Regions from separate parts of the Mus musculus genome. Here region 2 is linked to region 1. The links are chromatin contacts, found by POLR2A ChIA-PET in ENCODE. All regions are on one chromosome and are shown on one strand. The core of a region is the stretch at or near the end of the contact, and the rest is flanking DNA. Distances in the headings are between cores, read along the strand shown. Region 1 holds the start of Ttc14 (tetratricopeptide repeat domain 14). Region 2 holds the start of Ccdc39 (coiled-coil domain containing 39).

Evidence for each region. ChIA-PET counts read pairs that join two places held with the same protein, here RNA polymerase II (POLR2A).
Region 2: POLR2A ChIA-PET joins it to region 1 with 38 read pairs in Patski. The contact joins the promoter of Ccdc39 here to the promoter of Ttc14 in region 1. POLR2A ChIA-PET finds 5 or more read pairs at or near these places in 3 of 5 experiments (Patski and embryonic stem cell).

Annotation. Positions count from the first base shown.
Region 1 is chr3:33,797,063-33,802,928 of GRCm38, forward strand. It overlaps Ttc14 (tetratricopeptide repeat domain 14), which reads left to right and starts at 3,121. Exons shown (of 12, transcript NM_027619.4): 1 at 3,121-3,374; 2 at 3,894-4,018; 3 at 4,129-4,328; 4 at 5,797-5,866. The coding sequence starts at 3,217.
Region 2 is chr3:33,842,017-33,847,882 of GRCm38, forward strand. It overlaps Ccdc39 (coiled-coil domain containing 39), which reads right to left and starts at 2,294. Exons shown (of 20, transcript NM_026222.2): 1 at 2,089-2,294. The coding sequence starts at 2,178.

The sequences.
Region 1 (5,866 bases), core at 1,871-4,370:
TCTTAGTCATTCTGACTGGTGTGAGGTGGAATCTCAGGGTTGTTTTGATTTGCATTTCCCTGATGATTAAGGATGCTGAACATTTTTTCAGGTGCTTCTCAGACATTCAGTATTCCTCAGATGAGAATTCTTTGTTTAGCTCTGAGCCCCATTTTTTAATTGGGGTTATTTGATTTTCTGGAGTCCACCTTCTTGAGTTCTTTATATATATTGGATATTAGTCCTCTATCTGATTTAGGATAGGTAAAGATCCTTTCCCAATCTATTGGTGTCCTTTTTGTCTTATTGACGGTGTCTTTTGCCTTACAGAAGCTTTGCAGTTTCATGAGGTCCCATTTGTCAATTCTCGATCTTAAAGCACAAGCCATTGCTGTTCTATTCAGGAATTTTTCCTCTGTGCCAATATCTTCGAGGCTTTTCCCCACTTTCTCCTCTATAAGTTTCAGTGTCTCTGGTTTTATGTGGAGCTCCTTGATCCACTTAGATTTGACCTTAATACAAGGAGATAGGAATGGATCAATTCGCATTCTTCTACATGATAACCACCAGTTGTGCCAGCACCATTTGTTGAAAATGCTGTCTTTTTTCCATTGGATGGTTTTAGCTCCCTTGTGGAAGATCAAGTGACCATAGGTGTGTGGGTTCATTTCTGGGTCTTCAATTCTATTCCATTGGTCTACTTTTCTGTCACTATACCAGTACCATGCAGTTTTTATCACAATTGCTCTGTAGTAAAGCTTTAGGTCAGGCATGGTGATTCCACCAGAGGTTCTTTTATCCTTGAGAAGAGTTTTTGCTATCCTAGGTTTTTTGTTATAATGGAGTACTACTCGGCTATTAAAAAGAATGAATTTATGAAATTCCTAGGCAAATGGTTGGACCTCGAGGGCATCATCCTGAGTGAGGTAACCCAATCACAAAAGAACTCACATGATATGTACTCAAAGATAAGTGGATATTAGCCCAGAAACTTAGAATACCCAAGATATAAGATACAATTTGCTAAACACATGAAACTCAAGAAGAACGAAGACCAAAGTGTGGATACTTTGCCCCTTCTTAAAATTGGGAACAAAACACCCATGGAAGGAGTTACAGAGACAAAGTTTGGAGCTGAGAAGAAAGGATGGACCATCTAGAGACTGCCCTATTCGGGGATCCATCCCATAATCAGCCTCCAAATGCTGACACCATTGCATACACTAGCAAGATTTTGCTAAAAGGACCCTGATATAGCTGTCTCTTGTGAGACTATGCTGGGGCCTAGCAAACACAGAAGGGATGATCTCAGTCAGCTATTGGATGGATCACAGGGCCCCCAATGGAGGAGCTAGAGAAAGTAGCCAAGGAGCTAAAGGGATCTGCAACCCTATAGGTGGAACAACAATATGAACTAACCAGTACCCCGGAGCTCTTGACTCTAGCTGCATATGTATCAAAAGATGGCCTAGTTGGCCATCACTGGAAAGAGAGGCCCATTGGACTTGCAAACTTTATATGCCCCAGTACAAGGGAACGCCAGAGCCAAAAAGGGGGAGTGGGGGGGAGGGGAGTGGGGGGGGAGGGTATGAGGGACTTTTGGGATAGCATTGGAAATGTAAATGAGGAAAATACCTAATTTAGAAAAAAAAAAGATCTGAGGCCACACCTTAGGTAGCCACATTAACCTTCAGTGTTATAGCTTTATGCCTTTATTCTTATCTGTCTTCCACAAACAAACAGAGTCACTCCGAGCCAGGGCGTATTTTCATCTTTAGAGTCTAGTGTTTGTTACAGGATATACATATGTGTTTACTATTTTTTGTTTGTTTTTTGGTTTTTGTTTGTTTGTTTGGTTGGTTGGTTGGTTTTTCGAGACAGGGTTTCTCCGTGTAGCCCTGGCTATCCTGGAACTCACTCTGTAGACCAGGCTGGCCTGGAACTCAGAAATCCACCTGCCTCTGCCTCCCAAGTGCTGGGATTAAAGGCGTGCACCACCACGCCCGGCTTATGTGTTTACTTTTAAGATGAAATTTGAAATCACAGTAAAAGTAGGGTTAGAAACCAAGCAGTGAAAATCTGTTTGGAATATTCTGCTTTCTTCATTTCCTTCACCATTTTCGTACCCTGTACCACCCCCTCCCAACAGTTCATTAAACTATTCATATTTCTTTAAAGTTTCTTGGAGAGTTTTTAAGTTAAAAAAAATGTAGGTGGGGTTGTAGCTCAGTGGTAGAGAGAATCCTTGGCTAGCATGCTGAAAACCCAAGCACTAACCAACTCCCTCACTTTCCATTGTACCCCCTCTGGTCTGGTCAACTATCCAGTGTCCTGTCCCTTTCAAAAATCACGTATTTGTCACGAAAGAAAATGAATTCGAAACCCCTGTAACTGGAAAACAAACAAACAAACAAAACAAACAAAAAAACAAACAAAAAACAAACAAACAAACAAAAGCCCTGATGGTATGGGTGTGGTGCCCAGGTGTAGAACAAAGTTGTGTGGGGTTATGGGTTACACTCGGTGTAGAGCTAGCACTGAAGTGTAGCCAGCAAACGCTGGCCAGTTTTAAGTAAGCCACCTAAAGCACTCGGTACCAGTGTGTACCAGGCAGCCCACAGATATCACCCTAGTAGTAGGCAGCTTATCCTAAAACTCCTACAAAGCCACGCCAGAACAGAGCATGCGCGCTGCGCTTTAAAGCTCTCCGGGCTGGTGACAGCCACATCCCTCTAAAAGGCAGCGAGAAACAAGGTGGACACGCCTCCAGCCGCCGCCAAGTCAACTGTAGGTCCTTGTCTGTCTGCCCCACGTCGGTCTAGCAGGCAGCTTTCCTGCGACCGCCACCTTGAGGCAATCCTGAGGGGACGCGGGCGCCGCCCCGGGCAGACAGGACTGAGGAAACTTCCTCCGCGGCCGCCCAGCCACCCTTGCACCGCTGAACTCGGCAGCACCCGGTGAAAAAGAGACCGGAGCTCTGGCCTTGGCGACCTAGGAACCACACAGCCCGACGTACGTGCTAAGCTCAGGCGTCCCCACACGTCACACCTCCAGCCTTACTCCGCCCTCGGCGCCAGACCCGCTTCGCGCTTCCTGCGGGTTCCCGTAGTCCCGCCAGGTCTCGCGAGACTGAGGCAGCTCGCCGCCGCGAGCGCTTCCGGGAGGTTAGCGCGTCCGGGCAGCTTCCCTCGGCTTGCGGGAGCGCGGGCTCGGACGCCGGAGCCTGGCGGGCTCGCCATGGACCGCGACTTGCTGCGGCAGTCGCTGGGCTGCCACGGCCCGGCCCTGCTGTCGCTGCTGCGGAGTGAACAGCAGGACAACCCGCACTTCCGGAGCCTGCTGGGCACGGCGGCCGAGCCAGCCCGCGGCGCGGCGCCTCCTCCGGGAGCCGGCAGGTATCGGGGCCGTGACCCGGGCCGGGGCGCGGGGCGGACAGGAGGGACCGAGCCCCGGGGTGTGTGACCAGGCACTGGCTCCGGGCTGAATGGCCGGGATGCGCCTTCCGAGCCGCCGCCAAAGCTTCCCTGCTCCCGTTTCCAGAGAGAACGGGCTTAAAACTTCTTCCGGAACTCAGTGGGTAAAGTCACTTTCCATCGAGCGGCCTGACCTGACCGATTCCCAGGCTTCGCAAGGGTAGGCGAGAACCAATCCCAGCCTTGTCCTATGATCCCCCAGTTGCACACGGTGGCACATGGACGCCACATCACAGCACTAAATAAATGCATACTGAAAAGCTAAAATAAATAAAACTTCCCCTGGAGACACTAAGCAGGGTTGGGTGATGAAAACTGCCGTACACGAGTTTGGATGTATGAGAGCGTGGATCAGTGAAAAAAAAAAAAAAAAATATATATATATATATATATATATATATATATATATATGTACATGTATATAGTCACCTTTCTTTTAAGGAAAGAGAAGAGAGTTGACAACATTGAAATACAAAAATTCATCTCTAAAAAAGCGGATCTGCTTTTTGCACTGTCTTGGAAATCAGACGCATCTCCACCCTCTGAAGTGCATGACGACAATGACAGTAAGTTTAGTCTGAGAAGCTTTTCAAGATTTACTGGTTAGTTTAAAGCATTTTATCAAAGGAGAAGGAAGTCAGAATGATCGTGGTGATTTGGTTTTATTTTATTCCAGATCTTTATGCGGTCATGCCACCCTTAGAGCAGTTCATGGAGATGCCAAGCATGGACCGGAGAGAGCTCTTCTTCCGAGATATTGAACGTGGTGATATAGTGATTGGAAGAATTAGCTCTATTCGGGAGTTTGGTTTTTTCATGGTGTTGATCTGTTTAGGAAGTGGCATCGTGAGAGATATTTCGCACTTAGAAATCACAGTAAGTCACTCTACACTCATCCCATGCAAAAATTATGTGCTTATCCAAGTCTGTTTACATTTACCTGGTAGGATATTGGGGGGGGAGGGTTAAAGATAAGCTGAAAAAAAAAAAAAAAAACAGTAGTTGTTCTTACCAAAAGCCTTAGAGAGCTGGACATTGACAGTACATGCCTTTAACCCTAGTTCTCAGGAGGCAGAGGTGGGCTGAACAGAGGTGGGTTCAAGGCCAGCCTGATCTCTATAGTGAATCCCTATCAAAAAAAAACAAGTACTAGAGTGTTACGTTTCCTCCATTGTGGGTGTTTCAAGGTTTGGAGAACTCTGTTTGCAGGTCAGTCTCCTTTTTGACATCATAGAGATTAGTGGTTGTGATGATGTTCATTGGTATTCTGAACAGATATCTTGTGGTTAAACATATGCTTAATAATTGCACATTAGATGTTCGTATGTAAGTAATCTAGCAAGTCCTTCCTATCATATTAAACATATAACATTCTCTCTCTCTCTCTCGCTGTAATAACGTGCTTGCCTCCGTTTGGAGTGCTTCACCCCAACACTGTTCATGTCGGCTCTCTGTCTCACCATGTGAAGAGAAGACATATACAACAGGAGGGTGCACACCTCATTTAAAATGCTAATAGCTTTTGTGTCTTGGTTTTTGGGTTTTTTTTGTTGTTGTTGTTGTTGGTTTGGTTTTGGTTTTTTGGGGTTTTGTTTGTTTGTTTGGTTTTGGTTTTTTGAGACAGGGTTTCTCTGTGTAGCCCTGGCTGTCCTGGAACTCAGAAATCCGCCTGCCTCTGCCTCCCGAGTGCTGGGATTAAAGGAGTGTGCCACCACTGTATCTTGGTTCTTAAAGCTAAAAAACAAGTTTTATTGTGGTTGGACACAAAATGTAACAAAAAAAAATTCTTAAATTTAAGTCACTGACATGTCTGTTAACAGTTGTTTAAAGCCATCAAAAAGAATGAAAGTATGCTGGATGGCCTGAAAGACCCTGTCTCTGATGAAATAAGGCAAACACAGAAAGACAGATATCACATGTTCACATTGTGAATACTGAAAAAGACAGTAGACTAGAGTGGCCAGAGTCAGAAAAGGGGGAGAGGACTGAAGGAAAGTAGGTAACTGCAGCTGGATTAGGATGAGGTGTTCTGGAGCACAGGAGGGTGGCTAGTCTATGACCAGAAAAGAATCTGAAGACTAAACCCAAAGAAATGGTATCTGTCTATTACTAATTATACCAATAGGATAATGGTATATGTGTATTGATTTGCTACCCTGTAAACACTATATAATTGTACCCTGTAAATATGTATAATTATGGATTCTTAAAAAGGAAATAGTGTTAGACTTAGACTTATCATTGTTAATGTGCAGTATTACCATTCATAATGAATAACTAAGATACGAGATACTGTTCTTGCCAGAGTCAAATGTGTGGTGTTTTCAAATACTTCTCCTTGCAGGCTCTTTGTCCCTTAAGAGATGTGCCTTCTCACAGTAACCATGGAGATCCTTTATCATATTATCAAACTG
Region 2 (5,866 bases), core at 1,044-3,543, 44 kb after region 1:
ATACAGCAGGGTTAGGGAAATCCTATTACATACATCTCTAACTTGTGGGCTGTCTTATGATCTTAGGTTTCTATCTCTATGACAAACACCATGACCAAAAGTAACAGTTTATGTCATCTTACACTTCCAGACAACCATGCACCACTGAGGAAATTGGAACAGGAACTGAAGTAGGGAAAGTAACTTGGAAGTAGGAACTGAAGCACAGGCCGTGGAGGAATGCTATTTACTGCCTTGCTCTTCATAGGCTGCTTAGCCTGCTTTCTTAGACAACCTAGGGCCATGGCTGACGCTACCTACAGCAGGTGTGCCCCCCCCCCCCAATGAACCATTAGTTAAAAAAAAAAAAAGCCCCACAGGCTTGACTGACTACAGGACCAAGTTTATGGAGATATTTTCTCAGTTGAAGTTCCCTCCTCTCAGATGATTCCAGCTTGTGTTGACAAAAAGGAGGGGGGAGGAAGAGAAAGGGAGGAAGAGAGGAGGAAAGAGGGGGAGGGAAGGAACTACATTTCTCTGCAAACATCCACGGAAAAAAAGCCAGCCATGTGACATGTTCTTGTAACGCCAGCATAAAGGAAACAGAGCTGGGAGGACTTCACTAGTCTGCCATCTTAGCCTAATCTGGTAGCCCCAGATCCCAGTAAGATTGACCCTGCCTCAAAAAGTAAGGTAGAAGTAGAGCCTGGGGGATGGCGCTTAGGCTTGATCTCTGGCCTCTGCACACATGCGCACACATGTACACTATTTAGTCACATCCACCACCATACATCACAAACACATACCCCGAAAAGAAAGAAGGGTAACGTAATGAAAGGAGGAGCATAAAAACTACAGGACAAGAACCTTAAATTCAAATGCTAACTGTAGAGCCAGCAGGATCGCTCTCCTAAATACCTCTTATACAATGTAATAATATATTAATTATACAGTGTCTCCTGCCCATCTCATCTCTAGTTCAACAAGACACCCATCAGGTTGGTGGGCTGGCTCCAAACCTTCAATTGGCGGCTATGACTCGGGCACCAGCAGTGATCTTTTATCTGTCCTAATATTGATGGTCCTTAAGGGGAAATGCCCAATCCTAACCAGAGGGGAGAGCAGAGCAAAGCAGAGCAGAGTAGAGTAGAGCAGAGCAGAGCAGAGCAGAGCAGAGCAGAGCAGAGCAGAGCAGAGCAGAGCAGAGCATTCCAAACGTTCCAGTCTTCTCAGAAGATTTACCCAAAAGTCTTTTATGCTCACTTTCAGAGGGCAGAAAATATTCTCTTCTACCTTGTCAATTTGCACAAATCTTCAATTCTTGGTTCCCTCTTCCCCACACCCTAGTACCATTTCGTGGGACTTTGGGTGACTGCTAAAGATGCATTAACTTTGTGGAGCCGGTTGCAATTAAAAAAACAAAAAACAAACAAACAAAAAAACGACTTAAACTGCATGTATTTTAGTTGGTGCAGGTTTGTCCTAACAATGTGAAATATTTCACCATCTTGTGACACCTCGATTCTCACTCTGAAACTCTATATTGCATACTTCACTAAAATGTTTTCCTTGAAAGCACCTCAAGCGATTTTAAACATCACAGAAACACAAATGCTGGCAAGAATGTGTCTTGTGTGTGCACATGTGTAAATGGTGGTTACTAGGAAACACCAAAAATGCATTTGTGATCCTTAATTGGATGGGAAAGGCCTGCTAGCTGGCACCTGAAACAGCTGGAAGAGTGAGACTCGGGTTTTATGGCCCTGAATAGAAATTGTTGCTTCGATAAAACTTTCAAATGTGTAGTAACTGATAGGAGCAGGAGAGAAAGTGGGGAGGCCGGAGTATCAGATCTAAGTGATGAAGTCAGGCCACAAGAGGTGCAAATGAGCAGCGCGGCACCTGTACGTGGGACTTGGTCTTCCCTGGCCCTCCCCCGGATTCCCACTGGATACCCACCTAGCCCAGCATCCTCTATTTACACTCCTTACCTAGTCTTTACCTGGTCATCCATTGGCAGTCCTGGCGGCGTTCAACCAGCCCTTTTACCATTCCTCAGCTGTTCCCCTCTGGTCGTCTCTCCCCTAAATCCCACCCGGTCCTCCTCACCTGATCCTCCAGGATCTTGTTCTCCTGATTGGCCACGGGGATGGCGAACCCATCTTCCCAGTGCAGCTCTGACAAGAACTCACTGCACATGGCGTACGAGGCTCAAAGGAATCACAGACAAGCCACCCAAAACCGTTCCCTGGAGCTCGCAGCCAAGCCTAACCGTCTGTATTCCGCGGCCCTAGCAACAGCCAGGCGCCCTTAGTTACCAAACAGGAAGCACTCAGGCTGGAAGGCGGAACTTCCTTTGAGAATTCCCTTGTCCTTTTTGCAGCCGGTAGAATTTGCTTGCCTGTGTCTGTGAGGCACAGCTCTCTTTGCACGGATAGATACACTCCCAGGACTTCCAAAACGTGCAAATCTGGAAGCTCGGGTGCTCCAGAGGACCACAAAGTTCGGGGATGGAAGGCATAGGCTCCTGGGGTGCCAGGATGGTGGACTACAGGATAGCAGGATGGACGACCACCAGATTGAGGGATAGTATAATACCCAAAAGTGGCTTCAGATTTGTTCTTAAGTCATATATAAGGGACCATGATCTGGGAACACAGATCCAGGCTGCCCCAAATAGCATGTTCTCGCATGGAAACTTGCTTCACTACGTTTTTGTAATTGCAGAAGAAAAGGAAGCAATAAATCAAGGCATTTTTCCAATGCATTGATGAAAACATCACCAAAGACTGTTAGTATTGGGTTTGAGATGGAAGCTGAGAAAACTCACTTTAGAGATGGAAATTTAAAAATTAAGGCTTTATTTTCTGAGTGCTCAGGGAGGCAGCCAGTTTGGGATCTGAACCACGTACGGGGTGGGAGATTATACAGCATTGTTATAGGATGGTAACACAATTCAAAGTGGGGAGCTGGTGGGAACTGCAGCGTTATCCAATTGTATTTTGACATTATGTGTTAAACATGGGAGTACCTGTTGGGAGACTGAGCCTGTACAGAGCACCTGGCTTCAAGGTCCTTAATTCATTCTCCAAGACATTAGGTCCAGAGCTAAGAGTGATAAGGGGACAAAGACGCTGGCAGGAGCATATGAACTTGTTTAACCCTGCCAGCAAGACAGAGAAGTTGTGCCTGAGATGTCTAGACTCAACCGTTTACAACAGAAGATGTTCAGCTATGGGGAAGCCCCTGGCTTCCCTGGGATCTGGGACCTTGAATTTACTTTATCCCTATGATTAAATGGAGTCTGAAAACGAAATGGTACTGCCTGGAGTAAGTTTCCTTTGCTTCTTCCCAACAACAGCATAGTTGGGAAGTCAGTGCTATCCATAGGTTTCAAATACTATCTGGTGACATTCATAGCTTTGGGGTTGGTGAAAGCTAGTGGTTTGCTAAGTTAGTACAGCCCAACAAGCATTACCTGGTCAAATGGGCAATGAACGGCTGGCTATTAAGGAGACTAAAGATAGCTCAAGATAATTTGGCTCTGGGTTTCCAACTCTACACCATCGAAGTTCTGATCAAGTCAGTCAGCTTTAACATAAGAGCAGAACGGCATCCACAGCAAGATGCTCACAGCACAACACTCCTACCTACGGCCCATCCAAAAGGTGAGCTGACAAACATAATATCCCAACTGCCTTCCCAGTGCCAGTTGCTGAGTTGTGTGTGTTCCACACACTAAGCCAGGGAGAATAGTATGCACTGGTATTTGAAAAGTTAATTCACTTCTTAAATTCTTTCTGATTGCTATGAATCTTTGCCAGGTTCAACCCAAGCCCAATTGTGGCAGGCCAGGCACCCAACCAGCACAGCAGTACAGCTCCAACAGCTGGCTCTTGCCATTGCCCTATGGCCTCTCTAGAGGCATCCCCTACAGGACTTCTGGTGTCAGGGGCTAAAGGCAGTAATTGTAGCATCTCAATTATCTACAGCAAGAGTCAGGGACAAGAAGGAGATGATGCAGGGTATCATGGCTAGCTCTGTGGGCCAGCTGTTATAATGTGTACCCTGTTCCCCCAAAAGGAAGCATAGCTAAAGGCAGCTCTAGGACACCTCACATGATTAACCCTACAACCTTCTAGTTCTGCAGAGGTGGCAGCTTAAAGACCAGCATCCAAAGCTAGTATAGAGAAAATATACACCAGAAATTCTCCAACTTCCTCCCTCCTCCCCACAATCTCTCCTAACACAGATTGATACACAATAAACAACCTGTGTGCAGGACACAATAAACAACCGTGAAGTTTGTTTAGCTGAGATAAAGAGCACAGAATGGTTTGTTCCTGGTGATTAGCATGACCTAACAGGACTGAGCTGTGTTAGGCAGTGCTCCACTGCTGGACCTCCTTTGCTACCCCCTGGGATGGGAGCCTTCAGGCAGGTACCTCCTCCTGGCTCTGCACACCCACAGAGCAGTCACTGCAGTCACTTGCTCCTGGGGCACTTGTCAACCACTGTCTCTTTGGTCTTGTTAACTGGATTTTCTTTTCTCCTGTCACAAGTGAAGACATATCTCAGGGGTTTTCTCTTTTAGATTCTTGAAGAGTCAGGTTTCACAGCATACCAGAGCTGAAAGAGGCCTTCAAATACAACCCAGCCAAGTACTTTATATATCTGCAATGCGGGAAGGTCATTTGATTCTTTCCTTCTTTAGAAAGAACAGTTGACTTCTTTCTCTTTTTTTATCTATAGTAAACTCTACATGTGTCTATTTGGATAGGTGGTGTATATGCAAATATTTGTTATATTTAGACTATCGACAATTATCAGTAACAGACGTGTAGCCCAGCGATGTAACAGCTGACTGACTGTGCAGTTCTTTTTTCCGTTGAACTCTTGCAGGGCCTGTAAGTATTTCTCTGACTCGTTGGTGTGATGGCAGCCCAGTGTCAAAACCTGGCCCACTCCAGTCTTTACTGTACAGTCTTGACCATGTGCTGCTGTTCTGGTCCTCAGCAACTTTCTGCCAGTCCCATGTTGGGATCTGTAGACAAAAGCTAACACACTGCTTTGTTCATTTTACCAGCTTTACAAAGGAAAAACCAAAAAATCAAACAACAATAACTTACCAGACATTAGACTATTTATACATAGTTAGTATTGAGTTTTATTTATATCCATGTTTAAATTGTGAATGTCTGTACCTGCACACATGCTTTCCACAGATAAATGGTATAGGGAAAAGAACACTGGCTTTTGAAAAGGTTTCTGAGCAGGGGACATACCCAATGCTTCTCACGGGTTAGATATTCCTCTACTCCCATGCTACGTACCCACCAGAATGTTGCTTTTGATGATAGATAATACCACAGTGAATTCTAACTTAGCTAATCCTACTGTTACCTTGCTGAATTTAGTTTTATAGTTTCTTCCTTATATTAATTTTTTAGAATTCTATACAATATATTTTGTTCCTATTCATCCACAATGCTATTTCTTCTTATTGTTATTTAAGATGTAAACTCACTATGGCATGAACTCACGGTGATCCTGTCTCAGCCTCCAAGTGATGGAATTACAGATGTGCACTACTCTGCCTAGCCAGTGCTATGACTTTTAACCTTTAATTAATTTGTATGAACTGCACTTATTTCTTCTGGATAATGTGTTTGCTGTGTTGGTGAACATGATTAAGGAGACCGTGCTCTGGAAGCCTCCAGAGTTGACCTCATAGCCACCTGGGAGGCCCGTTTCCCAGGCGCCATGTCTTCAAGTGCTTCTTCATTCACCTCGTTAAGTCTGTACTTTTTTTGAGATGGACTTCTTTGAGATGTGGCAGCCAGGGACTTGAGTACAGTGCATGGTGTGAGCTCCATCTTCTTTATTT